Regions from separate parts of the Homo sapiens genome. Here region 1 is linked to region 2. Evidence: read pairs that join two places in POLR2A ChIA-PET (ENCODE). Cell type or tissue: CD4-positive, alpha-beta T cell. All regions are shown on one strand. Links, peaks and the distances in the headings refer to the core of each region. The heading gives the core; the rest is flanking DNA.

Region 1 (15,513 bases), core at 3,309-11,308, 180 kb after region 2:
TTATTTACTTCTTGCCAGGCTTTGTGTTAAGAATTGGGGAAACAAGGTTGAATAAACCCAGTCTGTAAAGAAAAGGAGCTCACAGTCTGGAGGGGCAAATGGGCATTGTGCCTGCAAGTTGGCCCACTGAGAGCCTAAGAAGTGAAGTTATGAATCCAGGATTACTCAGTTATCAATGAAGTGATTAAACATCATCCATACAGACCTTCAGAGCTGGAGGGAATTTTGGATACCTACTCAGCACATAGTTTTCAAACAGTGCCTTGTGGAACCCTAGGGCATTTCTTAGGGATTGCTGTGTGTGAGAGAGGAGATTGAATCAGAAGGTGTCTGGGACCATTCTCTACTCACACTTCAAGCAGAGCAGCTCCACTTCTATCTGTATTATTATTTTTATTATTTATTTATTTATTTATTTTGAGACGGAGTCTCGCCCTGTCGCCCAGGCTGGAGTGCAGTGGCACGATCTCAGCTCACTGCAACCTCTGCCTCCCGGGTTCAAGAGATTCTCCTGCCTCAGCCTCCTGAGTAGCTGGAATTATAGGCCTATGCCACCACGCCCAGCTAATTTTTGTATTTTTAGTAGAGACGGGGTTTCACCATGTTGGTCAGGCTGGTCTCGAACTCCTGACCTTGTGATCCACCGGCCTCGGCCTCCCAAAGTGCTGGGATTACAGGCATTAGCCACCATGCCCGGCCTATCTGTATTATTTATTCATTATTGCTATGTGAATGAACCTGAAGAATGCTTACTGTTACTGCTAAGTATTTAACCACACCCCATGCCCATGCAGGATGATAGTGAATAGTGGCCAAAAGATACTATAATTAGACTCATGTAATTAAGGAATATTTTTGTCTTGTACCTATTATGTGCCTATAAAGACTATGAAATCTATTTATTCAGTGATTTATTGGAATACCAAATAAGCAAAGATCCTATGTGCTAAAGATTCTAATATTGTGCTAAGATTTTCCTTCAGATGTTTGGCTTTCTCAAATTCCCTGAGGGCTAGAACTTTGCCCTACTCATTTGTGTTTCCCAAGTGTCTAACGCAGTGCCTGACACATACAGGATCTCCAAACGCTTGCTGAATGTGTGAGGAAGGAATTAAAATAATGTACCGCCGGGCAAAGTGGCTCATGCCTATAATCCCAGCACTTTGAGAGACCGAGGTGGGCAGATCACTTGAGGTCAGGAGCTCGAGCCCAGCCTGGCCAACATGGTGAAACCCCGTCTCTACTAAGAATACAAAAATTAGCCGCGAGTTGTGGCAGGCGCCTGTAATCCCAGCTACTCGGAAGGCTGAAGTGGGAGAATCACTTGAACCTGGGAAGCAGAGGTCGTAGTGAGCCGAGATCAGACCGCTGAGCTCCAGCCTGGGTGACAGAGCAAGACTCCATCTCGAAAAATAAAAGTAAAATAAAATAATGTACTAACTGGACCCAGAACAGATTTTCCAATTGATTATTGACAACAAAGGAATCTGAATTATTTAATAAGGTGAATAAGTACATATTCATATATATATGTATATGTGTGTGTATTTACATTTTTATAAAAGTGTAAAAGTATATATACTTTTTTTCCTTTCTTCAGGTAGAAACCTCTCCTAGATTGTCACTGAATAAACATTAGCACTAACTATGGCAATCAAATCACATATTGATTGGTGTCAGAGAAGAATTGAACATTCAACTCTGAAGCAGTGTTATTTCTTCCATCTGCAAACACTCTGTCCCCCATCCCTTCTTTGTGTATCCTGGAATCCAAGTCATAAATAATGATAGGTATTTCTGTCAAAGGTATTTCTCAGAGGAGTGATATGTAACTCCCTTTCCTCTGATACACTGACTCACTAAGCAGCTACCCTTGTGAATTCCAGTTAGCAATACTTCTTGCTATGTCTGGTCCAACTTTCAGACAAACCTAGTGTTCAGGATTCCTATAGCCATTTATAGGTGTAGACAGGAAGCATTCAGATATCCCCAGAGGTACCTGATAACCAGCTGATCCATGACTGTCTGTCTTGGGCTTGGCCAGCTTGAAATCTTGACATTGTGGTTCTCCCCAGAGAAGGTGCCTTTTGGATGTGAGATAAAGACATTATGACTAGATAGTGCATGGTGAGGGTGTTTTTCTAGTTTTACCGAAGTGTTGATCTGTAAAGCTGCTACCAGCACACACACACACACACACACACACACACACACACAATTAACCACAGATATCCTCATGGGAAATTGTCTTAGGAAAGAATGGAAGCCAAGATTTTATATATAGACCACAGAAGGTGATGGGTAATGTTCTTGGAAGGGAGTTGACAGGCAATAGCTATAAGTTAACTCAGGAAAGCAAAGAAAATCCCCAAAGAGCTAAGGGAGAGGTTAGAGATTCTGCTTTTTATTAGCAATTCATAGCTCTCAAGTTTCATACAGTCTTTAAGGCTCCCCTCTTCATATAGAATAAATGAAATTATTTTATAAATTGTTCCTCAGATTCGTATCTGTACATTCTGGGACCACGAGTTGTAGCAGGATGTGATTTTCCTCATTCTGGGCATCTAAGTTCTACAGTTAAGGACACTGAAACAAACCTTTAGTCGAATAAAGATTGGCACATTGTTTCTTCTCCCATAAACATTGAATGGTCCAGGAAGGGCCAGGTGTGGTGGCTCACACCTGTAATCCCAGCACTTTGGGAGGCCAAGGCAGGTAGATCACCCGAGGTCAGGAGTTCAAGACCAGCCTGGCCAAGATGGTGAAACCCTGTCTCTACTAAAAATACAAAAAGGAGGAGTGGTAGTCCCAGCTTTTGCATGAATGTCCACATTGGGACTTTATCTTAAATGTGCAAGACACAACTCTTGGCCAGGCGTGGTGAACCGAGATTGTGCCACTGCACTCCAGCCAGAGAATGCACTCCAGCCTGAGCAACAGAGCCAGACTCCTTCTCAGAAAAAAAAAAAAAAAAAAAAAGACAACTCTTAAATTGGTGTTCTACTGTCCTTGAACCACCATACCTTTGCAGAAGTCATTCTAGATCATCAATCTGACCATAAAACACAGTTTGCCAAACTGGCAACTAACTGCACCTATTTGTGATTAGTTTGGAAGAAACTTGAAAGTGCCCCTTTTAACTGTCCACTTATTCCCTGCCTGGGCACGGAATTCTCTCCCACGCTTAATAACGGACACTTTTAAAAATTATTTTTACTCCCCACAGAGTTGGCAGATTGCTGTTTCAGAGAGTTAAATGGAATGCCTCCAGTGGAAGTATCCCGTTTTCTAGAATGGAAAGTCTATCTTCACAGTGTCATAATCCAGGTGCCCTGGGCTGAGACTTCCCCTGCCTAGGCGGTACCCTGGGTAGCACAGCTGAACTGGCTGTGAACTAAACATTCATTTTTTATTAGCAGCCAGGCTGGACAGAGATCACACAAGACCAACCTGACAACAGCAGCATGCTGCTCTGCTTCAGAAGTAATTTTTTTTTTTTTTGAGACAAGAGCCTTGCTCTATCACCCAGGCAAAGTGCAGTGGCATGATCTCGGCTCACTGCAACCTCCACCTTCTGGGATCAAGCGATTCTCCTGCCTCAGCCTCCCAAGTAGCTGGGATTACAGGCGCATGCCACCATGCCTGGCTAATTTTTTGTACTTTTGTATTTTTTTTTTTTTTGAGATGGAGTCCTCGCTCTGTCGCCCGGGCTGGAGTGGCCTGAGCCACCGCACCTGGCCCTTCAGAAGTAATTTTTAAGGAAGGATCTTGTCCTGGGTGGGGGGTTGGGCAAGGCTGTGAAAAGCAAACAAAAATCACATGTGGCCTAATAGGAGGCCAGTGGAAATACACATGATGAAAAAGAAACTTACAAAAGCACATTATTAATTTCTGAACATGCTAATACCATCCAATAACAATAAGATCTAATATTTATTGAATGCTGATTACTCATCAGCTACATTCCAAGTACTTCTACATGTACAGTTATGTGACACATAAGATGTTTAGGTCACCACTGACAGAATGTATGATGGTGACCCCATAAGATTACAAAAATTCCTATTGCCTAGTGACATATGTAGCAAGATGCATTACTCACGTGTAATAAGTAATGTGATGCTGCTGTAAACAAACCTACTGTGCTGCCATGCCTATAGAAGTCTAGGACGGGCTGGGCACAGTGGCTCATGCCTGTAATCCCAGTACGGTGGGAGGCCAAGGCAGGCCGATTGCTTGAGCCCAGAAGTTCAAGACCAGCCGGGGCAACATAGTGAGAGCCTGTCTCTACAAAAAATACAAGAACAAATTAGCCAGGCATGGTGGCGCATGCCTTTGGTCCCAGCTACTCAGGAGGCTGAGGCAGGAGGATCACTTAAGCCCAGGAGGTTGAGTCTGCAGTGAGCCATGATGGTGCCACTGCACTCCAACCTGGAGAGAGAGTGAGACCCGGTTTTAAAAAAAAAAAAAAGCCTAACAAATAAAAGTATGTATAGTACAGAATACTTGGTAATGATAAACAGTATGTTACTGGTTTATGTGTTTACTATACTTTTTATTTTTTAGAGTATACTCCTACTTATTTAAAAAGAAAAAAGAAAGTTAACTGTAAAACAGGCTTAGACAGGTCCTTCAGGAGGTATTCCAGAAGAAAGGCATTGTTATCACAGGAGATGAAAGCTCCATGCATGTTACTGCCCTTGAAGACCTTCCAGTGGGACAAGATGTGAGGTGGAAGTCTATGATAGTGATGATCCTGACCCTGTGTAGGCCTAGGCTAATATGTGTGTTTTTAACATATTAGTTTTTAACAACAAAGTTTAATCAGTTAAAACAATTTTTTTAATAGAAAAAAGCTCATAGAATAAGGATATAAAGAAAGACAATGTTTTGTTTGTTTGTTTGTTTGTTTTTTGAGACAGAGTCTCGCTCCATCACCTGGGCTGGAGTGCAGTGGCACAATCTTGGCTCAGTGCAACCTCTGATTCCCAGGTTCAAGTAATTCTCATGCCTCAACCTCCCAAGTAGCTGGGATTACAGGCGCCCATCACCACACCCAACTAACTTTTGTCTTTTTAGTAGAGATGGGGTTTCATCATATTGGCCAGGCTTGTCTTGAACTCCTGACCTCAGGTGATCCACCCTCCTCGGCCTCCCAAAGTGCTGGGATTACGGTTGTAAGCCATCGTGCCCGGCCAGAAAGAAAATGTTTGTACAGTTGTACGATGTATTTGTTTTAAGCTAAGTGTTATTATGAATGAATCAGGTGGGGTGTAGTGGCTCATGCCCGTAATCCCAGCACTTTGGGAGACCGAGGACGGAGGATAGCTTGAGTCCAAAGTTCGAGACCAGCCTGAACAACGTGGTGAGACCTCGTCTCTACAAAAAATAAACAAAATTATCCATGCGTGGTGGTACATACCTATAGTCCTAGCTACTCAGGAGACTGAGGTGAGGGGATTGCTTGAACTCAAGAGGTTGAAGCTGCAGTGAGCTATAATTGTACCACTGCATTTCGGCCTAGGTGACCCCGCCTCAAAGAATAATAATAAAAGCTGGGCACGGTGGCTCACGCCTGTAATCCCAGCACTTTGGGAGGCCAAGGCGGGCGGATCACTTGAGGTCAGGAGTTTGAGACCAGCCTGGCTGACATGGTGAGACCCCGTCGCTACTAAATACAAAAAATTAGCCGGTCGTGGTGGTGTGTGCCTGTAATCCCAGCTACTCAGGAAGCTGAGGTGGGAGAATTGCTTGAACCTGGGAGGCAGAGGTTGCAGTGAGCCGAGATAGCGCCACTGCACTCCAGCCTGAGCAAAAAACAATAATAAATAAATAAGTTTGAAAATTTAAAATGTTTATAAAATTAAAAAGTTACAGTGAGCTAAGATTTAGTATTAAAGAATTTTTTTATAAACATGTAGTGTAACTCTACAGTGTTAATAAACTCTACAGTAGTGTACAGTGACATCCTAGGCCTTCACATTCACTCATCACTCACTGACTCACCCAGAGCAACTTCCAGTCCTGAAAGCTCCATTCATGGTAAGTTTCCTATACAGGCGTGCCATTTAAAAAATCTTTTAGGCCAGGCGCGGCGGCTCACGCCTGTAATCCCAGCACTTTGGGAGGCTGAGGCAGGCGGATCACGAGCTCAGGAGATCGAGACCATCCTGGCTAACACGGTGAAACCCCGTCTCTACTAAAAATACAAAAGATTAGCTGGGTGTGGTGGTGGGCGCCTGTAGTCCCAGCTACTCGGGAGGCTGAGGCAGGAGAATGGCATGAACCCAGGAGGCGGAGCTTGCAGTGAGCTGAGATCACACCACTGCGCTCCAGCCTGGGCCACAGAGCAAGACTCCATCTCAAAAAAAAAAAAAATCTTTTATACTATATTCTTAATGTACCTTTTCTATGTTTAGATACACAAATACCACTGTATTACAATTGCCTACTGTATTCAGTACAGTAACATGCTATATGGTTACGTAGCCTAGGAACAATAGGCTATATTGTTCCTAGGTATAGGGATGTGGTATCCTATACCATCTAGGTTTGTGTAAGTTTATTTTATGATGTTTGCATGACGACAGAGTCACCTAAGGACTCATTTCTTAGAATATATTTGTAGTTAAGCAATGCATGACTCTATTGACTCATGAATTCTTACCACAGACCTATGGGGCAGTACTATTGTTACCCTCATTTTATAAATGATAAAACTGAGGTACAGAGACAGTAAATAACTTGACCACGGTCATTCAGCTACTCAAGAGTCAAGGCTGGGATTTAAAACCAGATCACATGGTTTCAGAGTGTTCACACTTACCTACTATACTGTCTCAAGAGCAAGGATGTTTTGGTTCACTTGACAAATGAAGATAGGGACCTCTTTCATTATAAGCCTATTTTAGGCTAAAATAGAAGGGAAGGGGACACAGTGAATCCAGGCCTTCTGGCATGGCTCCTCAGCCCTTTCTGAGCTGGCCTGGGACAGCCTTCCTACCTCACTGATGCCACTTCCTACTGAGCGACTTTCCTGCCTACCTCACTGATGCCACTTCCTACTGAGCGACTTTCCTGGGCTCCAGACCCAGTAAGCGACTTTGCCTGCACCCACCTTATTTTGCTCTACTCCCTGTGCTTTTATGCCTTTACCCATCTGCCCTGGAAAGCTCTTCTAACCTTTGAATGGGTAAAGGCATAAATGTATGCTGGAGAAATCCTCAGCTCAGGGCCAGGCACGCTGGCTCACGCCTGTAATCCCAGCACTTTGGGAGGCCGAGGTGGGTAGATCACCTGAGGTCGGGAGTTGGAGACCAGCCTGACCAACATGGAGAAACCCCTGTCTCTACTAAAAATACAAAATTAGCTGGGCGTGATGGCACATGCCTGTAATCCCACAGCTACTCGGGAGGCTGAGGCAGGAGAATTGCTTGAACCTGGGAGGCGGAGGTTGCAGTGAGCCAAGATTGCGCCTCTGCACTCCAGCCTGGGCGACAGAGCTAGACTCTGCCTCAAAAAAAAAAAACAAAAAAAAGAAAAAAAAGAAAAAAAAGAAATCCTCAGCTGAGTTGTCAACTCCTCTTTGAAACTTTCTCAGACCTTTCAGGCTGAGTCGTCGCTCATTTGTGCTTCCTCAGTTCCTGGCTTCTACCTTCTTCATAGCTTGTTTCATGTAATGTTAATTCTTACTTGCTTTCTCCCTCTTCTAAGCTGAGAGCTACTTCAAAGCATGGGTAGGACCTAGCACGGTGTATGGGACATGGGTGGTACCCCGTAAATGTTTACTGAAAAAAAAATGCCTAAAGCAATTGTTAACATCATCAGATAGATAATTATGGGCATTCAGAGATTCTGTCTTCAAGCTTATATAAAGAACTTATTTTTGGCTCTAATTATCCTGATAATTTTCTCATTACTTTCACTTATTGTGGCTTGTGGATCAATTGTTGACATTTTATAAACATTTCACTATTTGACAATGATGATACTAAAATACGAATTAAGCAACCATTCTAAAGATAGTGATGATGATAACATATACGCTGGTAACATCTTTATTTTCAGCCGTATCATGGAATCCTCTGTTTCCATTCTGCTAGGTAGGCAGGTATGCAGGTAGAACTTGTGAGAGGATATGATTTTTGTTTCCATCTTAGATATGACAGGAACTTGGAATTTTTGACATAAATGACGAACATCCGGGATTCTTAAACAATCTTTAAAAATGGAATGCCTTAAAAGCTGGGCGCAGTGGCTCACGCTTATAATCCCAGCACTTTGGGAGGCTGAGGCAAATGGATCACTTGAGTTCAGGAGTTCAAGACCAGCCTGGCCAACATGGTGAAACCCCATCTCTACTACAAATACAAATATTAGCCGGGCGTAGTGGCAGGCGCCTGTAATCCCAGCTACTTGGGAGCCTGAGGCAGGGGAATTGCTTGAACCCAGGAGGCCTTGGAGATTGCAGTGAGCTGAGACTGCGCCATTGCACTCCAGCCTGGGCAACAAGAGTGAAACTCCATCTCCGGAAAAAAAAAAAAAAAAAAAAGGAATGCCTTTGGGAATAATTTATTTATAATTTATGTATAACATATAGACAAACCATTAGTTTGTCTTATATTTTACTAAATATAAATTTAGTAAATATAAATATTTACTAAATATAAAAACTCTTAGATTTTACTAAAGAGTTACAACTAATTGGCCTGGCGTGGTGGCTCACACCTGTAATCCCAGCACTTTAGGAGGCAGAGGTGGGCCGATCACGAGGTCAGGAGATCAAGACCATCCTGGCTAACACGGTGAAACTCTGTCTCTACTAAAAAAAAAAAAATACAAAAAATTAGCCGGGCGTGGTGGCAGGCCCCTGTAGTCCCAGCTACTCAGGAGGCTGAGGCAGGAGAATGGCGTGAACTAAGCAGAGGCTTCCCTAAAAGTGATCTTCAGGATAAAGGCAGAGGAAGAGGCTCCATGACTGGGATTGGTGTTGAGGAGAGCCAGAGAAGCAAGCTACAGAAAAGAGAAAAAATTAATATGCAAGAGAGTAAACAACACGAAGGAAAAGAACCCAGTGTGGAAACACTACACGTGAGAAAGGTGTCTGTAAGGATGTTCTACAAAGCAAATGCTTGGATATTAATTCATTGCAGCAGGAGATGGTAAGCCTCATGATAAAGAAGGAGAAAAAATCAAGTCAAGGGCTCTGAGGTACTGACCCAGGTATACTTGACTATGCCAGCAACTGTTTAGGGGGAGATTTGAGCTACACTTGTAGCAAAGGCAAAATCTGTAATTAGTTGTAACTCTTTTTTTTTTTGAGATGGTGTCTCGCTCTGTCCCCCAGGCTGGAGTGCAGTGGTGTGATCTTGGCTCACTGCAAGCTCCGCCTCCTGGGTTCAAGTGATTCTCCAGCCTCAGCCTCCCAAGTAATTGGGACTACAGGCATGCACCACCATGCCCAGCTAATTTTTGTACTTTTATTACAGACCATGTTTTGCCATGTTCACCAAGCTGGTCTCAAGCTCCTGACCTCAAGTGATCCGTCCGCCTCGGCCTCCCAAAGCGCTGAGATTATAGGCCTGAACCACCGCGCCTGGCCTAAAGAGATCTAATTCTTAGCAAAGTTTCACCAGGGAGTCTCTCCTCACCCCCACCCCATCCTTCCCACAAAGAATTAGAACAATGTCCCTACTACCCCTGCTGTATCTCTGACTTTTTACTTTAAATCTCAGCAGAATATTTTACTAAATGTTTTGATGTGGTTATATAAAATCATCCCTGCTGACAAGGAAACACTTTTTGAAAAAAGTTTTCATTATCAAACAGTAAGTACAGCTGACTGCCGTGACCTTTAACCCATTTCTGAGTCTCCCCTCATTGGACTTGGGTGGAGGGGACTGGTACCAATAAAGTCAAATGCTTAATAATTTATGCAAGTGCTTGAAGAAATTTGAAGTTGAATATTTCTATCATCTTGAAATGGAGAAAGAATCTGTAAACAGCAAAGCCAGACGCCCTAAAGGAAAAGATTTACAGATTAAAATAAGATTGCAATCTGGTAAAAATATTTGCAACACATGTAACAGTCAGAAAGTTGAAACACTTGGTTTAACAAGAGCTTTTAACAGATAAATAAGGAAAGAATAAACATTGGATTTTAAACACCGATAAACATGAAAAGATGTTTAATCTTTATTTTTATTTAATCCATATTATTTTTCAGTTTAATCAAAGAAAATATAAATCAAAACAATAATACATTTTATATATATATATATATATATATATATATATATATATATATAGTAGGCATAAGTTAAAGACTGATAAGACTGTTGAAAAGGGATGAAAAACTAGGCTTACTCATACCAATATATATCTATTAGGATGGCTAAAGTAAAAAATACTGAAAATATCAAGTGCTCAAAAGGATATGGAGCAATTGGAACCCTCAGACATCGCTGATGAGAAAACAAAATGGTACAGCCACCCTGGAGAACAGTTTAGCTGTTTCTTGTAAAGTTAAACATGCGCTTACCATATGACTCAGCAATCTCACTCCTGGGTATTTATGCTAGGAAAAGGAAAATTTATACTTGCACACAAAAAACTTGTAAGTGAATCTTTATAGCAGCTCTATTCATAACTGCCAAAAACTGAGAGAAAATGTCCTTTAATGTGTGAATGGATAAACCAACTGTGCAACATCCATGTAATGAAATACTACTTAGCAATAATAATAATAATATTAAAAACCCCAGAACCATTGATGCATGCAACAAATATGGATAAATCTCAAAAGCATTATGCTGAGTAAAAGAAGTCAGTCTGAAGGATTTCATACTCTAGGATTCCATTTATATAACATTATTGAAACGACAAAATTATGGGGACAGAGAATAGATCAGCGGTTGCCAGGGGTTTAGGTGTGTGGAGAGGGTGTGGCTATAAAGAACATGCAAGGGAATTTTTTTGGGAGATGAAATGGATCTGTATCCTAATTATGGTCATGGTAACACAAATCTATACATGTGTTTAGATTCATAGAACTGTATACCAAAAGAAAAAAAGTCATTTTTACTCTCTTAAAATGAAAAAAGAAAAAGCCTGGGCATTCTAACACCTTGTTTGTGAGAGTACACATTGATACCAAGTTTTATGGTGGGCAATTTTGCTATAAATACGGAAAGTTTGTCTGTTCTATTATTCAGCAATCCCAGTTTTGCAAAACTATGCTAAAGAATCTTTGGGGGCCGGGCACGGTGGTTCACGCCTGTAATCTCAGCACTTTGGGAGGCCGAGGTGGACGATCACCTGAGGTCAGGAGTTTGAGACCAGCCTGGCCAACATTGGGCAACCCTGTCTCTACTGAAAATACAAAAATTAGCCGGGCATGGTGGCGCATGCCTGTAGTCCGAGCTACTCGGGAGGCTGAGGCAGGAGAATCACTTGAACCTGGGAGGCAGAGGTTGTAGTGAACTGAGATCGTGCCACCGCACTCCAGCCTGGGCAACAGAGTGAGAATCCGTCTCAAAAAAAAAAAAAAAAAAAAAAACAAAACAAAACAAAAAACTTTGTGTACGTGTGCAAAGAGAATACAAAGATGATCATGGCTGCATTTTTTAAATGACTATAAAAAAGAGGTACAACCAGCCAGGTAAAGTGGTGTGCACCTGTAGTCCCAGCTACTCGGGAGGGTGAGGTGAGAGGAACACTTGAGTCCAGGAGTTTCAGGCCAGCCTGGGCAACATAGTGAGACCCCTGTCCCAAAAACAAAACAAAACACCAAAATGTCTATCTGTAGGAATTTGTTTTCAAGTTGTGATACATAGGTACAGTGAAATATTATACATTCATTTAAAATGATGATAAAATCTGTATTTGTTTACATGAAAAACTGTCCACTATAATGTAGTGAAAATAATAGATTACAAACAATATATATGGAATAAACTTGTTTAGAAACAATTTCTAGAAGAAGGTACAATGGACAGAATTATCTCTGGGAAGTGGGTTTATAATGATTCTCATTTTCTTCTTTGTATCTTTTTCATAGTCTTTCTACTTTTGTTATGTCTGGACATTTGATTATGAGCATGTATTACTGATCTATTTTAAAAATTGATTTTAATTTTTACAAAAACTCATGTAAAGCTTGAAGGTTCGCATTTTAGACCATGTTAAAATTTTCCTGGATCAAAACAGACTTATTCAAATATCTTGTACCCTGTCCTCCAAAATTGCCTGCCAAAATACACTACAAAAGAGAGCATTTAGCTGCATATTTTTTGGACTGCTGAGATCAACAATATTATTTCCATGGCTTAAATTTTTACCCTCCAGTATGTGTGGGTTACAAACACTCTTCCACATTTTTGAGGCATTGCTTTTGATATTTTAAATGTAAATTCAGCTGTGCGCGGTGGCTAACGCCTATAATCCCAGCACTTTGGGACGCTGAGGAAAGGATCACTTGAGGTCAGGAGTTTGAGACCAGTTTAGCTAACGTGGTGAAACCCCGTCTCTTTTAAAACTACAAAAATTAACCGGGCATGGTGGCAGGCACCTGTAATCCCAGCTACTCAGGAGGCTGAGGCAGGAGAATCACTTGAACTTGGGAGACAGAGGTTGCAGTGAGCCGAGATCATGCCACTGCCCTCCAGCCTGGCCACAGAGCGACACTCCATCTCAAAAAAAAAAAAAAAAAAAAAAAAAAAGGCCAGGCGCAGTGGCTCACGCCTGTAATCCCAGCACTTTGGGAGGCCAAGGTGGGCGGATCAACTGAGGTTGGGAGTTCACGACCAGCCTGACCAACATGCAGAAACCCCGTCTCTACTAAAAATACAAAATTAGCCGGGTGTGGTGGTACATGCCTGTAATCCCAGCTACTCGGGAGGCTGAGGCAGGAGAATTGCTTGAACCCAGGAGGTGAAGGTTGTGTTGAGCTGAGATCCCGCCATTGCACTCCAGCCTGGGCAACGAGCAAAACTCTGTCTCAAAAAAACCGAAAAAATTCCCCCAAAAAACCAAAAAAAAACAGCAACAACAAAAAAATCAAATAATGTACCTTGTTTAGCATAAAGCATAATTATATGCATATGGTGATTGGGAGGATGAAATGGAAAGGTTATTTATTACTGACTTCAGAAATTATGTCCTGATAGATTGATGGTTGATTTAAATATAACTTCTTGTCAAGCATCTGTTTTTAGAATCAAATTACTATGACTCTGCAGTTTCCTTGAAATCTCATAGTATCACATCTCTGTTTGCCTTTGCATGGTTTTAAGAAAATGAGGAGTGTGAAACTTCAAACTTCGTTTTCATTGTATTACATTTTTGAATGACACACTGGTCATTTCCTAGAAATATAAGGTGACAAATATTTCACAGAAACATAAGGTGCTATTATCTCATTCAATCTTAGGTCACTCAAAACTCTTTCTCTCCCACACATTGAAGATTCATTTGGGAATGCTTTTGTCTTATTGTGCACCCCCAGTGAAGGGGTGGTAAGTGTTTTTCATTTTGCTTCCTTTGTTTATCTACAGGGTTCCATTCAATAAACAAAGGGACTTGGGTCAAACTTCAGGCTCTTATGGGTTTGGATGTAATCTTTGGTCTCATTTTTAGTTACCAACAGAGAGTGTTGCTTCTGACCTCTTTGACTCTTCCCTGCTGAATTTACTATGCCTTTGATACTTGTGAAGGGTGAGATTTTCGAGGAGTACTGTTGTTTTTGTTAGAGGTTGTAATGTCTTTCTTCGCTTTGTGATTCAAGTTGTGTTCAGTTACAATCATAAGCATGTGCCTAAAAAAATCAGATGCAAACTAGCAAAAGTAGAAACTCAGGGTGACAGTCTTTAAGAAAAGATGCAATTCTTGGGGCTGGGTGCGGTGGCTTATGCCTATAATCCCAGCATGTTGGGAGGCCAAGGTGGGCAGATCGCCCGAGGTCAGGAGTTCGAGACCAGCCTGGCCAATGTGGTGAAACCCTGTCTCTACTAAAAATACAAAAATTAGCTGGGCGTGCTGGTGGGTGCCTGTAATCCCAGCTACTCAGGAGGCTGAGGCAGGAGAATTGCTGGAACCTGGGAGGTGGAGGTTGCAGTGAGCCTAGATTGCGCCATTGCACTCCAGCCTGGGCAACAAGAGCGAAACTCTGTCTCAAAAAAAAAAAAAAAAAAAAAGATGCAACTCTTATTACTGACACAGAAATGAAAATTTAGTTACATAGTATTGTAAAAGGACTATCAGCTAGGTTTAGCCTTACCAAGATTTAGGTAATTCATTTCCTGCTACACTCATATTCTCAGCCACTTCCCTCATCACATTTTCAGGGTGCAGTATATAATAGCGTCAACTCGTGTAATTCCCCCTACTCCCCATGAACTTCTAGGCCAAGGGGCCACACGGGGTGGGGCATATAGTATAAAGGAGTAAGGCAGACTGTTGGAGAAAAACAGGGATTAGGCCAGGTGCGGTGGCTCACGTGTGTAATCCCAGCACTTTAGGAGGCTGAGGCGGGCGGATCACGAGGTCAAGAGTTTGAGACCAGGCTGACCAACATGGTGAAACCCTGTCTGTATTAAAAATACAAAAATTAGCTGGGCACGGTGGCAGGCGCCTGTAATCCCAGCTACTCAGGAGGCTGAGGCAGGAGAATTGCTTGAACCTAGGAGGCGGCGGTTGCAGTGAGCCAAGATCACACCACTGCACTCCAGCCTGGGTGACAGAGTGAGACTCTGTGTCAAAAACAAAAATAAATACAAAAACAAAAACAAAAACAAAACAAAACAAAAAACAAGGATTAGTGAGGACTTTGCAAAGTGCAAACAGCATGCTCCATCTAAAGAGAGCTTTTCAGTACTAGCTGATTGTTGTTGTGTGGAAATACGTCTTGTATGGTGAGATCTTCCACCTTTTCAACAGAAATGAGAAACACAAACATTTCTGTGTGACACTTCCAAACTTGTTGGCTATTTCTGTTTTTCTTTTTTTCTTTCTTTCTTTCTTTTTTTTTTTTGAGGCAGAGTTTTGCTCTCGTTGCCCAGGCTGGAGTGCAATGACGTGATCTTGGCTCGCCGCAACCTCTGCCTCCTGGATTCAAGCGATTCTCCTGCCTCAGCCTCCCAAGTAGCTGAGACATGTGCCGCCATGCCTGACTCATTTTGTATTTTTAGTAGAGACGGGGTTTCTCCATGTTGGTCAGGCTGGTCTCGAACTCCTGACCTCAGGTGATCCATCTGCCTAGGCCTCTCAAAGTGCAGGGATTATGGGTGTGAGCCACTGCGCCCGGCCCTAGTTGGTTATTTCAAACAAAATACTAACACTCTTCAGCCCAAACCATGTGTCAGAGAGCTGGGTGTGGCCAGTGGGCCCCTGGTGTGCAACTAGTCTTCAGTGATGCTACTGTATGCTAGTGACAGCACAACTGACCACTGAAAATATGGTGCACGATGGTGAACAGATTGGATTTCCCGTATCTCTAGAACCCCAGGGCTTTGAGGC
Region 2 (15,513 bases), core at 4,065-12,064:
TGTCTTTGTGAGTTTTGTCCAGTTATTTGTTTGAGACCCCAAGAACCTGGACACCTTCTATCAGAACACCAGCACTTTGACAGGCCGAGGGTGTGGATCACCTGAGGCCAGGAGTTCGAGACCAGCCTGGCCAACATGGCGAAACCCTGTTTCTACTAAAAAAAAATTTAAAAATTAGCTGGGCGTGGTGGCGTGTGCCTGTAATTGCAGCTACTCAGGAGGCTGAGGCAGGAGAATAGTTTGAACCCTGGAGGCAGAGGTTGCAGTGAGCTAAGATCAAGCCTCTGCATTCTAGCCTGGGTGACAGATGGGGGAGTCTCACCACATTACCCACGCTGGTCTTGAACTCCTGGGCTCAAGCAATCCTCGTGCCACAGTCTCCCAAAATGTTGGAATTACAGGCATGAGCTACTCTGTCTAGCTACAAATATCTTAATGCTTACTTTGTATGTAAAATTTTGGGGAAACTTTTATTTTTTAATTTTGTTTGGCTGCATTTTAAAAATTTCTATATTGGGCCAGGCACAGTGGCTCATGCCTGTAAGCTACTCGGGAGGCCAAGGCAGGAGAATCACTTGAACCCAGGAGGTGGAGGTTGCAGTGAGCTGAGATCGTGCCACTGCACTTCAGCCTGGCGACAGTGCGAGACTCCGTCTCAAAAAAAAAAAAAATAAATTCTAAATTGAACACAACTAAGTTTTAAAAAAGCAGCCCCAACAGCAAAAAGACTCGAGACAAGAAATGACAGATCCTATAGGAAACTGAAGAATGTGTTTGGTAGAGAGAATAAGCATTATTTCTTCTTTTATCTCTTGTTTGTTTGTTTATTTGTTTTTTGAGACAGAGTCTCGCTCTGTCGCCCAGGCTGGAGTGCAGTGGCCCGATCTTGGCTCACTGCAAGCTCCACCTCCCAGGTTCACACCATTCTCCTGCCTCAGCCTCCCGAGTAGCTGGGACTACAGGTGCCCGCCACCATGCTGGCTCATTTTTGTATTTTTAGTAGAGACAGGGTTTCACCATGTTGGCCAGGCTGGTCAACTCCTGACCTCATGATCCACCCGCCTCGGCCTCCCAAAATGCTGGGATTACAGGCATGTGTCTTTTATCTTTTGTGTAAGCCAGGGAGATATTCTCTCTCTCATCCTGTGTAAGAAATGCATGGCTAAAGTATCATATTCCTCGTATAATTTTTCTGATCAAAAATCTACTGTAATATCTGCCTATAAATGAAGTCTAACCTCCTCTGTCTGATTTTTAAGATGCTGTGTAATCTAACCCCCTTTTATCTCTCAGATTTACCTAATGCTGGTTCCTTTCTGATAACATGCCACTCCAGCCAGGCTTACTTTTTCTTTCCATTCCTTTTGTCCCTATGCTCTTTGCTGCTTCAGTGTCTTTGTTCATGTTTTTCAGACCAGAATGTCCTTTCTACCTCTCCAAATTCAAGGCCATTTGTACCCCACACTGATTTTTCCTTTTCCTGACCTTTGATGGCATTTCTAGACTATACCATACCATTTATCATTGACTGATTCACTGGGCTTACCTAGGCTCAGCCCTTGATGCTGACTGGCAGAGGCAAAACTTAGGTTGCTGGCTGCCTAGGTTGCTGGTGTTACCAGAAAAGGGGTCCGCATCCAGAGCTCAGGAGAGGGTTCTTGGATCTCACGCAAGAAAGAAGTCAGGGCAAGTCTGCAGAGCAAAGTGAAAGCAAGTTTATTAAGACAGTAAAGGAATAAAAGAATGGCTACCCCATAGACAGAGTAGCCCCGAGGACTACTGGTTGTCCATTTTTATGGTTTTTTTTTATGATATGCTAAACAAGGGGTGGATTATTCATACCTCCCCTTTTTAGACCATATAGGGTAACTTCCTGACATTGCCATGGCATTTATAAACTGTCATGGCGCTGGTGGGAGTGTAGCAGTGAGGATGACCAGAGGTCACTCTTGACGCCATTTTGGTTTTGGTGGGTTTTGGCTGGCTCCTTTACTGCAACCTGTTTTATCAGCCAGGTCTTTATGTCCTGTATTTTGTGTGACCTCCTATCTCATCCTGTGACTTAGAATGCCTTAACCGTCTGTGAATGCAGCCCAGTAGGTTTCAGCCTCATTTCACCCAGCTCTTATTTAAGATGGAGTTGCTCTGGTTCACACGCCTCTGACACTGGAATTGAATACCTGGAGGGCATGTTAAAAGGGGAGAAATAGCAAGGAATGAATCGGGAAGTTAGAGTCTAGAGAAACAGACCAACTAGACATCAGTTGGAGTGGCTGAACAAATGAAAAGCTAGAGAGATGCTAGAGCAAGCAGAGGCCCAGTGTAGATAAAGATACAGAAGATGGTGGCTGTCTTGTTCCTCTTGTGTTGGGTTTGGTGTGTTCGGCCTGCGGTGGGGACAGCCTGCCACTGCATACTGACACCCTCTTTAATCATACCCTGACAATGATAGCAAAGTTAGGAGTTCCCAGGGGGCCCTTCTGGAGAACTTTACTTTTTTTATGCCACCATATAGTGTCATCAGAAGTGCAGATTGACTCTGACACTTTATCACCAAGTAGAAGAATCTCAGGCTGGAAGCAGCTTAGGCAAAAAACGCAAATGTACTTGCTCATGGAATCCAATAAACAATCAGGTGTAGCTTATCATACCTGCAAACCAAACTGCAGGAAGCATGGCTGCAACTTGGTCTCAGGAACAACTGGATCCCGAGACTTGGATGCTGCCAATAGCTCTTTTTTACCTCCCTAGCCTCTGCTTCTTTTTACCCTTTCACCTTCTCTAACTGCAAATAGCCCTTCTTCTCATGGTTGTATATGCGGCTATTAAAAGCTCCTGAAGTTTACATCTTTCAACTTCCACCACCAAAGGGAGACTGATTCTTTTATTCTAGTAGGGATGAATCCCAAGCAAGGTTCTGATTGGCCCACCTTGAGTCAACTACCCAAACTTAACTAATCAAACATGGAAAGAGAAGACAAGACCAGATAAGAACACGCCATGTGGGCCAGGCGTGGTGGCTCGTGCCTGTAATCCCAGCACTTTGGGAGGCTGAGGCAGACAGATCACCTGAGTTTGGGAGTTCAAGACCAGCCTGACCAGCATGGAGAAACCCTGTCTCTACTAAAAATACACAATTAGCTGGGTGTGATAGTGCATGCCTGTAATCCTAGCTACTCCGGAGGCTGAGGCAGGAGAATCGCTTGAACCTGGGAGGCGGAGGCTGGGGTGAGTCAAGATCGTGCCATTGCACTCCAGCCTGGGCAACACGAGTGAAAATCCATCTCAATAAATAAATAAATAAACGAACACGCCGTGTGGACAGGGGTGGGGTGAGTAGTTTCTAGGAGGAGAGGGTTTGGGGCGAATAATCCTATAGATGTCCAATATGATAGCATACCAGCAACTGCATCCACAGGCATGTAAATTGGTATGTTGGAAATCAGGAAGGAATAACTGTAGTCTAGCACACTGCCCTTCCTATTGCCACAACAGTCAGGAAGCCTTTATTAAGAGTTGCTCCTGGGAACTTGATAATTGTTGGAATAGCCTGCAACTCTACACTGTCATTTTTTCTTGCTATGTTAACCTCAGGACCTTCAGCTTTATTCAGACACCTAATAACCCTGGCATTTCTTTGCTCTGCAAGGAACCGCTGATGGCACTGTTATCTTTGCGTTTGTGACTGTTGAGTCACTTCATTTCCCAGAGGGAGAATGGTGAAGTCACCAACACCACCAGGTCACCAGCAACCTTAAGCTCTGGATGGAATGATGCTAGGGAAAAATGTGAGTTAGAAAAGGAGCCTGACACTATTTCTTTTAAAGGAAGGCCATTAGCTCATCTTGGGAAAGTCAGCTGGCTGGCGGGGAAGAGGAGGTAGGAGGAACGTTAGCAGAAAATACCTAACTCTTGCTGTACACGGTGGCTCACGCCTGTAATCCCAGCACTTTGGGAAGCTGAGGCAGGCAGATCACCTGAGGTCAGGAGTTTGAGACTGGCCTGGCCAACATGGACCCTGTGTCTACTAAAAATAAAAAAAACTAGCCAGCATGGTGGCGGCACCTGTAGTCCCACCTCCTTGGGAGGCTGAGGCAGGAGAATCACTTGAATCTGGGAGGTGGAGGTTGCAGTAAGCTGAGATCATGCCACTACACTCCAGCCTGGGTGACAGAGCAAGATTCTCTCGAAAAAAAAAAGCCTAACTCTGGATGGATCTTCCCCAGTTCTAGAAGGCACCAGTGTTAATAAGTTCCTGATGCACAAGGCTGGCAGAGAGTCAGCTGTGGGAGATAAATCAAGAATAAAGCTGTGAGGTAGGGAAGGCGGTGTAGCATAAAGACCCAGACAAACATGTCTGGGTCACTCTGTTCCATTTCTGCTTGCTTGGCTCTGGCCTCTGCTACTGATCTGGCCTTCCCAGATGCCCGCCATGCCATTGCTAACACCTGCTTGGCCTTTTATCTGGCTTTAGACTTAGCATTTACTTTGGGATTTATACTGTTGCTTCTCTCTTCTGCATATTGATGTTTATTGGGCTCTCCAGTGGTCCCTTGACTTGTCTATGGAGCCCTTTCTTTTTGTCACCTATTCTGAAGGGAATTTCATCCAAGTGATGCTGATCAGGCCATGCTCCACATCCCTCCCTGGCACCTGGCTTCGAGCTTATAGGTGCAGCTCCCTTGGGATTGGAGCTGCTTTCTCCACGGAGCCCCCATGGGTGCTGTGTGGGTCTTAATCCAGACTCTACTAAGCATAGCCTGTTTACTCATGGCTGCCGCCCCTCGAGGCTGAGTCTGTCTCATCTCTGTCCCTGCAGCATCCAGGACAGAGCCTGGCACAGAGCAGGCTCAGTCCTGTTTGTCACAGGATTGGGGAAATATGCATGGTGGCCTGACTGTGGTTGGTACCCTGCTTTTCTCTGGTCATCCTCTGGGTTCAAGTGCAGTTTATCAGACCTGCTCCTTAGAGTCTCATGTTTTGAAATTGCTTCTTTTGAGAAAGCACAGAGTCCCTTCTCTACTCCGGAACAAATCACAGACACAGGGCCCAGCAAAAGACTTAACTAGAAATAAAAAGACCTGCTTTCCTACCTTCCCTCACCAGTCTGTCTGTAGTGTATTGCAGTGGAGTGTAGTGGTTAAGAATATGGATCCTGAAATCATACTACCTGGTCTCAAATCCTGGCTCTACTACTTAGTAGCTGTGTCACTGGTGGCAAAAGACTTTGTTACCTGTGCCTCAGTTTCCTCATCTGTCAAACAGGAATAATAACAGGACCAACTTCATAGGGCTATTAGGAGAATTAGATGTGTTAATATGAGTAATGTGCTTGTAACAGCACGTGGTACGCAGCAGGCATTCTAGAAGTGTTTGCTGTTGCTATTGTTCTCTACCTTCATTACTGACTCCAGTAAGGGTCCTCTGACTTTGTTCCCTCCTGTGTTCCTGGACTAACCCCTGACCTTCCCTCTCCTGGAACTCAACTTTTAGACCTCAGTCTCATGCTGTGGTCCACACAGTCAAATACTTGCAAACACATATTTCTAGTTGGTTACTCAGTTATAACCCAGGAGATGTCCAGCCTCATTCTTTTTTTGCCCATGCTAAAGTGCAGTGGTATGATCTCAGCTCACTGCAACCTCCACCTCCCAGGTTCAAGCAATTCTCCTGCCTGAGACTCCTGAGTAGCTGGGATTACAGGCACCTGCCACCACGCCCGGCTAATTTTTGTATTTTTAGTAGAGATGGAGTTTTGCCATGTTGGCCAGGCTGGTCTTGAACTCCTGACCTTAAGTGGTCTGCCCGCCTCGGCCTCCCAAAGTGCTGGGGTTACAGGTGTGAGCCACCGCACCCGGCTGCCTCATTCTTTGTGTTAGTGTCACCTGACCTACTCCTGGTCCTTTCCTCAGGTAAGTCCTGGCCCGAACATTGCTTTTTTTTTTATTTTTTTTGAGATAGAGTTTTGCTCTTGTCACCCAGGCTGGAGTGCAATCTTGGCTCACTGCAACCTCTGCCTCCCAGGTTCAAGTGATTCTCCTGCCTCAGCCTCCTGAGTAGCTGGATTACAGGTGCCTGCCACCATGCCTGGCTAATTTTTTTGTATTTTTAGTGGAGACAGGGTTTCACCGTGTTGGCCAGGCTGGTCTCAAACTCCTGACCTCAGGTGATTCACCCGCCTCGGCTTCCCAAAGTGCTGGGATTACAGGCATGAGCCACCGTGCCTGGCCAAACGTTGTTCTTTTAATGGCCAATTAGGGTGGCTGTAAAGGAGTAAGGTTTGTCTAGTTTGCTACACCAAGAGTTGGCAAACTTTTTTTGTAAAGGCCTAGATAGGAAATATTTTAAGCTTTGTAGACCACCCATGGTCTCTCTCACTCCTCTTTCTCCTCCTCCTCCTCATCTTCCTCCTCCTTCCTTTTGTTCTTCCTCACAACCCTTTAACAATGTAAAAACCATCCTTAACTTGAGGACTGTTTACTGAAAGAGGTCCTGAGCTACATTTGGCCCTTAGGCCATGATTTGTAGACTTCTGTGCTAGGCAACACATTCCATGAGGGCAGGAACAAGTCTGTCTTCTCTATGGTCTAGCTACTAACCTGCAACATGGCAGATCCTCTATTTGTACCTGTCAAACGAATGAATAAATGGATTCAAATGAGTCTCTGGCTTCCAAACTTAAGAGAAAGAATCCCCATGTAAATTCTATAGTGAACAGAAGAACCCCTGGGAAGGGATCTATTAAGTTTGGCTCTTTGCTCTGTCTGCAGTTACCCAAGGGCATAGGTGTCTTTCCATGGGGTACACCTTAGCCTAAGTACCTACCTGCAATTCTAGTGCCTTCTTTTTTCAGCCAAGAACAGAGTTCTTCCCGCAGCCTCAGTTCTATAGTAAACTATGCCAGCAGTGTGCTGGTAAGTATTTAACAACCAGCTGCCCAACAAGCAAGCGAACAATCCCTGACTTATATAGCATTTGCCAATTTCCATGGTGTAAATACTTCTGCCATGGCCAATTTCAAGCTACAGATGTGAAGACACTAAACATGAATCTGGGAGGAGATAATGCACAATCAGCTCTCTCCAGCTGTAGCTTACCACTAACCATACTCTCTTCCCTGCCCACTCCTGCAGCCCTATGGACTACACACCTCCTGGGAGAAAACTTGACAGAAACCTTAGTTTCCACTGTTGCTGCCCCAGGATTAGGCTCTTCTCTGTGTTTTGGTGGATGGGTAGCATTATCTTACTCTCTCAGACTTCCTGGATTTCAGCTTTGCCTGCTTTGATCCCCAATCCCTGACTGTTCGTTTGACCCCCTGACTCCCTGGGATTCTTGCAGAGTGCAGGAGGCCATACAGTTCCTGATCAACCCTGGCTTCCTGGCTCTCACATGTCTGACATGCTTCTGAGCACAGAGAAGAATAAACACTCCACCGCCTGCAGGGTCTTCTGTTTTTCAGGCTGGGGCTTGTGTGGTCCCTCCCTTCCAGTTCTTGCAGCACACCTCTCTTGACTGCCCCGTTCCCTTCTATCCTCAGTTCCCAGCTCAGTTTTCCTTCCCTATCCTTTATTCCTAATTAGCACCATCTGTCTGCTAACCCCGTACATGCTCTTCACCTTTATTGTTTCACACAAAAATTAATTACTGAGTACTTTTTGTGTGCCAGACTCTGTCTAGGCCCTGGGATACATCAGTGAACAAAACAGATAGGGATTCCCTGCCCTTGGGGGAACTTTATATTAAAGTGCAAAGGGCTGGGCATGGTGGTTCACATCTATAATCCCAGCACCTTGGGAGGCTGAGGCCGGCAGATCACTTGAGGTCAGGAGTTCGAGACTAGCCTGGCCAACATGGTGAAACCCCGTTCTTACTAAAAATCCAAATATTAGCTGGGCCTGGTAGTGCAGGCCTGTAATCCCAGCTACTCGGGAGGCTGAGGAACCCAGGCAGCAGAGGTTGCAGAGAGCCAAGATCACACCACTGCACTCCAGCCTGGGCGACAGAGCGAGACTCTGTCTCAAGAAAAAAAAAAAAAAGTGCAAGTAAGCACATGCTAAGCAATAGGCATAATAATAAAATAAATAATACATTATAAAAGAAGATTATACGCATGATGAAAAAGCGAGCAGGGAAAGATGGGTTAGCCATGCTGATAAGAGGCAAGTAGTTAGAAAAGCATTTTGAGAAAGTGACATTTGAGCAAAGTATTAAAAAAGGTTCCGTGTGTCCAGTAGCCTGATTCACAGCACTTAATTCAACATCAACGTCAGGTCATACAGGTATGCAGCTTGACTTCAGCCTGAGAACTTCCAAGACTTCAAGTTTCTCACAGAGACACTATTTCCGGTAAGAGAGAGGCAGGAAGTGTTGTGGTTATTGTTTGAGCTTTGTTGTAGAAAACATGAGTTGGAATCCTGGCTCTGAGGCCAATTAGGGCAGCTGTAGAGGCCTGAGGTTTACCTAATCTGCTAGATACTGGGTTTCCTGAAGGTGGTGGCTAAGTCTGTCTTGTCTACCAATATAGCCTAGTGCCTGTGCCTAGCGGAGTAGTGTCTGACACATAGGGGGAACTCTGTTAACACTTGCTAAATGAAAGAGTTCAAAGTTATGGCTTTGGTTTGTTTATTAACCCCATTGTCCGGGGAACATTGGTTAACCTTTCTGAGCCCACCATTCCTTATGTGCAAAATGAGTATGTTAATCATGATGGTACCAGTTCCCACCTCACAGAGTTGCTGTGTGGATTAAATTGTAATAATTCATAATGCATGTAGAGTACTTGGCACAGCGCCTAGAAGACAGTGAGTGCTCACTCAGTGTTAGAAATGGTCACTTGTTAGAGTCAGCGTACTGAATTAAATGTTCTCCATTTTGCCAGGTGCAGTGGCTCACGCCTGTAATCTCCAATACTTTGGGAGGCCGAGGTGGGTGGATCACGAGGTTATGAGATCGAGACCATCCTGGCCAACATGGTGAAACCCCGTCTCTACTAAAAATACAAAAATTAGCTGGGCATGGTGGCACATGCCTGTATTCCCAGCTACTTGGGAGGCTGAGGCAGGAGAATTGCATGAACTCGGGAAGCGGAGCTTGCAGTGAGCCGAGATTGCGCCACTGCATTCCAGCCTGGTGACAGAGTGAGACTCCATCTCAAAAAAAAAAAAAAGTTCTCCAACTTGAGATAATAATATGAAAAGATTCCTTGCTTCCTTAATCACTTAGTCTCATGGACTAAGCCCTCACAGTGCCTATTATAACCACTAAGGGAGTGAGAGGTGTGTGTGTGCATGTGCAGGGGAAGTAGATGCTGGATAGAGTGGGGCCTGAGAGCCTGCGGACAGAGGAGAGAGCCCAGACATCAGGACTGAGGTCTCTGGAGCACCATAGCCAGAGCAGAGGCGGTTGTCTAAACAGCCAGGATTGGGACGAGGATTTACAGTGTCCATATAACAGCATAGGGCAAAGGAATTAATAAAATATTAGCTGAGAACCGGCTGGGCGCGGTGGCTCACGCCTGTAATCCCAGCACTTTGGGAGGCCGAGGCAGGCGGATCACGAGGTCAGGAGATCGAGAGCGTCCTGGCTAACACGGTGAAACCCCGTCTCTACTAAAAATACAAAAAATTAGCGGGCGTGGTGGCGGGCGCCTGTAGTCCCAGCTACTCGGGAGGCTGAGGCAGGAGAATGGCGTGAACCCAGGAGGCGGGAGCTTGCAGTGAGCCGAGATCGTGCCAGCGCACTCCAGCCTGGGTGACAGAGCGAGACTCCGTCTCAAAAAAAAAAAAAGAAAAAAAAAACAAAACATAGCTGAGGACAAAGAGAATAGCTGTTATGAGCAGATGGGGATTGCAGGTGGGGCTTGAGGACAAGGCCTAGACCCTCAGTCCTGTGTCAGGGTCTTTCTTCATCTTAAAGTGACCATGTTTTCCCAATGATTCAAAAGCTAGTGCCTGGCATTTCTCAGCTAAGCCCTTTTTTCTCTGGCTGCTGAGCAGGATGTTTCTCTTCTCTCTTGAATGTTGAGCCAAGCTGAGCTATCTTCCTGAATTCACAGGTCTCCTTAGAAATCAGCTTTTGTCTGAGTCTGTCAGTGTAGCCTGGGCTCAGCCTGGACAGCCTTGCAGCCTGAATTCCCTGGATTTCCCAGCAGTTCTCAGCATCTACTGAACTGACTTTCTTGCCTCTTTGATTCTATCTCATCTGGTCTCCTGGGTTTGTTTTTTTACGAGGTACTCAGTCTGGAAAAAGAACCCCTACTCTCTCTGTGGGCATGGTAAGAGGTATTGCTTATGAAATCATTGGGCATATAATTGTCACTTTAGTCATTCACAATGAAAGATACACAGAAGGCAGCATCCTGACCAAAGAGGCCCAGGAGGTAGAAGGCTTCTCTTCCAACCAGACTCCTGGCTGGAAGCAAGATGTTGTATAGAAGTTAGTTGCCATCCAGAAAGTTAGCAGCATTTATTTGGGACCCGCTGCACGTCTATCCCTGTAATGAGGGAGACAGTATTTCAATGCAGAAAAGATAATGTTCCTCATCAGAATCTCTGATTATTTCATGACGACTGAGTCCTAGAAGTGGCTTTATTTTTCCAAGAAGTAAGAACACTTAAGGCTTTTTGATACATGTTGCCATATTGCCTTCCAAAACGGCTGTACCAATTCACATGCCAACTCGTTGCATTTGATTGTACCCACTTTATCATACCTTTGCCAATACTGGGTATTATTACAAGTTTTGCAATCTATATAATGGGGAGGCAAATGGTATTGCTTTGATTAAATTATCATTTTTAAATTAATGAGGAGGTTGAACATTTAAAAAAAATTGTTTGCTATGAGGATGATACTTGGTGTCCACTCCAGGGTGGGTCTGGAGGAATGTTGACTAGATTTTTTTTTTTTTTTTTTTTTTTTTTGAGATGGAGTCTCGCTCTGTAGCCCAGGCTGGAGTGCAGTGTGCGTTCTTGGCTCACTGCAACCTCTACCTCCCAGGTCTTGGTTCAATCTATTCCCTTGCCTCAACCTCTGGAGTAGCTAGGATTACAGGCATGCACCACCATGCCCAGCTAATTTTTGTATTTTTAGTAGAGACAGAGTTTCACCATGTTGGCCAGGCTGGTCTTGAACTCCTGACCTTGTGATCCACCCACCTCAGCCTCCCAAAGTGCTGGGATTACAGGTGTGAGCCACCGCGCCGGGCCTGACTAGATTTTTTTATGGCTGAGTTTTATATGTTATTTATTTTTAATTTTTTCTTTCTTTCTTTCTTTCTTTGAGATGGAGTTTCGCTCTTTCACCCAGGCTGGAGTGAAGTGGCGTGATCTCAGCTCACTGCAACCTCTGCCCCTTGGGTCCAAACGATTCTCCTGCCTCAGCCTCCCAAGAGGTGGGATTATGGGCCCCTGCCACCACGCCTGGCTAATTTTTGCATTTTTAGTAGAGATGGGGTTTCTCCATGTTGTCCAGGCTGGTCTTAAATTCTTGACCTCAGGTGATCCACCCGCCTTGGCCTCCCAAAGTGCTAGGATTACAGGCATGAGCCACCGCGCCTGTCCTATTTTTAAATTTCAACACAGTAAAATTTACTCTTTTATTGTATAATTTTGTGATTTTGACACATACATAGAGTTGTGTAACTACTTACACAACCAGAATATAAATGGTGATCTCATTCCCTGAAATTCCCTTATGTAACCTCTTTGTAGTCAAACCTTCTGTCAATCCTTAACCCCTGGCAACTACTGATCTATTCTATACCTCTATATTTTTGTGTTCTCTAGAATGTCTTTTTTTTTTTGAGATGGAGTCTCGCTCTGTCACCCAGGCTAGAGTGCAGTGGTGTGATCTCGGCTTACTGCAACCTCTGCCTCTCAGGTTCAAGCAATTCTCCTGCCTCAGCCTCCCAAGTAGCTGGGACTACAGGCATGTGCCACCATATCCAGCTAATTTTTGTATTTTTAGTAGAGACAGGATTTCACCATGTTGGGCAGGCTGGTCTCACACTCCTGATCTTAAGTGATCCACCTGTGTCAGCCTCCCAAAGTGCTGGGATTACAGGCGTGAGCCACCGTGTCTGGCCCAGTGTCTTTAATAGAGCAAAAAATGTTAAGTCTAACTTATTCACAGTGTGCTTTTGTTGTCCTACTAAAAACTCCTTGCCTAATCCAAGATTATTAAAATTTTCTCCTATATTTTCCTCTAAAAGTTTTCTAATTCTACCTTTTACATTTAGATCTGTAATGCATTTTTAAAAATTTTGTATAAGGTGTGAGTTGTAGGTCGAGATTCATGTTTTTGCATATTTATGTCCAATTGTTCCAGCACCATTTGTCAAAAAGTCTATCACTTTTTTATTTAGTTGCCTTTGCACCTTTGTCAAAAATCAATTGACCATTATGTGTATAGGTCTCTTTTTTGCTCTATTAAAGACACTGGGCCGGGCACGGTGGCCTCTCTATCTATCTTATACTCAATATCACATGACCTTTTTTTTTTTTTTTGAGTTGGAGTCTTGCTCTGTTGCCCAGGCTGGAGTGCAGTGGCGTTATCTTGGCTCACTGAAACCTCTGCCTCCCGAGTTCAAGCAATTCTCCTGCCTCAGCCTCCTGAGTAGCTGGGACTACAGGTGCATGCCACTACACCGGCTAATTTTTTGTATTTTTAGTAGAGACGGGGTTTTACCATGTTGGCCAGGCTAGTCTTGAACTCCTGATCTCAAGTGATCCGCCTGCCTCGGCCTCCCAAAGTGCTGGGATTACAGGCATGAGCCACTGTGCCCAGCCACATGGTCCTGATTATAGAAAGTACTTATATTTTTGCTTCTTCCAGAATGACATATAAATGGAATCATATAGTGTATAAATGTTGGCCGGGCTCGATGGATCATGCCTGTAATCCCAGCACTCTGGGAAGCCAAGGCGGGTGGATCACCTGAGGTTAGGAGTTTGAGACCAGCCTGGCCAACATGGTGAAACCCCTCTCTACTAAAAAACAAAAAATTAGCTGGAGGCTGGGTCCAGTGGCTCACGCCTGTAATCCCAGCACTTTGGAAGGCCGAGGTGGGCAGATCAGGGGGTCAGGAGTTTGAGACTAGCTGGCCAACATGGTGAAACCCGGTCTCTACTAAAAATACAATTTTTTTTTTTTGGAGACGGAGTCTCAGTCTGTTGCCAGGTTGGAGTGCAGTGGTGTGATCTCAGCTCACTGCAACCTCCAACTCCCTGGTTCAAGCGATTCTCCTGCCTCAGCCTTCTGAGTAGCTGGGATTACAGGCACGTGCCACCACACCCAGCTAATTTTTGGTGGCAGGCACCTGTAATCCCAGCTACTCAGGAGGCTGAGGCATAAGAATCACTTAAACCTGGGTGGCAGAGGTTGCCGTGAGCCGAGATTGCAGCACTGTACTCCAGCCTGGGCAACAGAGTGAGACTCCATCTGAAAAAAAAAAATTAGCCAGGCGTGGTGGTGGATGCCTGTAATTCCAGCTGCTTGGGAAGCTGAGGCAGGAGAATCTCTTGAACCCAGGAGGCAGAGGTTGCAGTGAGCCGAGATCATGCCATTGCACTCCAGCCTGGGCAACAAGAGTGAAACTCTGTCTCAAAAATAATAATAATAATAATTAATAATAATTGAGTCTTCTAGCTTATTTCACTTAGAATAATGAATGACTTTGTGATTCATTCAAGTTGTGTACTTAGTCTTTCAATTATTCGTATTGCTCAGTAGTGTCTATTTGTTTAACCACTTACTTGCTGTTCTTATTTTTCAAAGTTGGTTTGGCTATTCTAGTTCCTTTGCCTTTTTAAGAATCAGCTCGTAAGTATCTATAACAATTTGCCCCCTTGATGAGGGTACTGTCTGGATTTCCATAAATCTACAGATCAATTTGGGTAGACCTGTTGTGTTAACAACATCCAGTCTTCCAATCTATGAACATGGAGTATCCATTTATTTACCTCTTAAAATTTCTTTCGTTAGTGTTTTGTAGATTAGCTTATGCCTAAGTAGTTCATGTTTTGGAACTGTTAGTGGTACTGGTTTTAAAATTTCAGTTTCAAAGCATTCATTGCTAGTATAAATAAATCCAGCTGATTCTTTGTCTATTGACCTAATTCCGATTTTGCTCTCTTGGAAGCCACCTGCCATGTAAAGATGGCCAGGCTATCCTGGTGGAAAGACCATGTAGAAAAAGGCCCTGGAGGATAAAAGACCATGTGGCAGACAACCGAAGTGTCCCAGATGGTAGCTGACAGAGCAGGAGCACTGTCATCTCTGACAAACACTGCCACTTTAAGTTCCAGCTCCCTTTCTAGCCTTATGCATTTCAAGGAAATCACTTCTCTTCTAACAACAAGCAGCGAAAAAGAGCAGACAGTAAAACACAGATAAGACCAGCTAGGGCACAGAGGGAGGTTAGGGGGAAGTCTCTTGGGTAAGTGCCAAGCTAAGCTTCACCCTCATACAATGGGTCCCAGTAAAACAGTGGGCCTTAATAAGCACATTCCTTTCCCTTCAGGTGCACTAAGATAGGGAAGCTAAAAGCAGACTCAGGGGTATGCCTGCAGGTGCAGGAAGATGTATGGGAACATACACAAAACTCTCCCTCCCAGATAAGCACAACAAAGAGACACAGAAGCAGTCCAAGCCTCTGATAAACTCTCCTGCCCTGAATCCTTAAATACTCAGTCTGTAAGACTGTGTCTCTGACCTAACTTGGCCAGAAGCTCCTCTCAGGTTTGTTTTCTCTAAAATAAACCTGTCCTTAACTGTCAAACCACCTTTCGTGTTTCTTTCGTCTTTCTTTAATTCTTACAGTAGCCAGCACCAACTGCCAGACATGAGAGTGAAGCCATTTTTGATGTTCAAATCCCACTGAGTTCCTAGCTAAATGTAGTCACGTGCGTGAACCCAGCTGGCATTACTGAAGAACTGTCCATCTGAGCCCAGCCAACCCACAAAATTGTGACAAATAACACATCTTGGTTGTTTTATTTTTATTTATTTATTTTTCGGAGACAGAGTCTTTCTCTGTTGCCCAGGTTGGAGTGCAGTGGCACAATCTTAGTTCACTGTAACCTCCGCCTCCTGGGTTCAAGTGATTGTCCTGCCTCAGCCTCTCGAGTAGCTGGGATTACAGGCATGCACCACCATGCCCGGCTAATTTTGGTATTTTTAGTAGAGACGGGGTTTCACCATGTTGGCCAGGCTGGTCTCGAACTCCTGACCTCAAGTGATCCACCCGCCTCAGCTTCTCAAAGTGCTGGGATTACAGGTGTGAGCCACCATGCCTGGCCATCTTTGTTGCTTTAAACCATCAAGTTTTGGGATGGTTTAAAATGGAACAATAGACAACTGATATAGGGCTTAGCAACAGTTCAGTTCTTCAGCCCTGGGCTCCCTGGCCTGGTCATGACTGCTGGGCTTTGATACGCCTTCCTGAGTTGTATTGTTGCCAGTCAGACTAGGGGCTTATGTCCCCAGGGATAGCAGTTGGCTGCCAAGTCA

What was found. Peaks named below come from ENCODE experiments on the same cell type or tissue, not always from the same donor. Only the 100,000 strongest peaks of a DNase experiment are listed, where the experiment ranks them.
Region 1: POLR2A ChIA-PET joins it to region 2 with 7 read pairs; 3 of 35 experiments call an interaction of 5 or more read pairs at or near these places.

What each region holds. Positions count from the first base shown.
Region 1 is chr9:104,939,581-104,955,093 of GRCh38, reverse strand. No RefSeq gene overlaps it. Among named protein-coding and RNA genes, the nearest start is that of ABCA1, 19 kb to the right of the region's middle. In CD4-positive, alpha-beta T cell, for the core only: no CTCF peak of the experiment used is centred there; no DNase peak of the experiment used is centred there.
Region 2 is chr9:105,120,960-105,136,472 of GRCh38, reverse strand. It overlaps LOC105376197 (a long non-coding RNA gene), which reads right to left. Exons shown (of 4, transcript XR_930205.3): 3 at 1,547-1,692. Among named protein-coding and RNA genes, the nearest start is that of SLC44A1, 120 kb to the left of the region's middle. In CD4-positive, alpha-beta T cell, for the core only: no CTCF peak of the experiment used is centred there; a DNase peak (open chromatin) is centred at 8,452; H3K4me3 peaks cover 746 bases.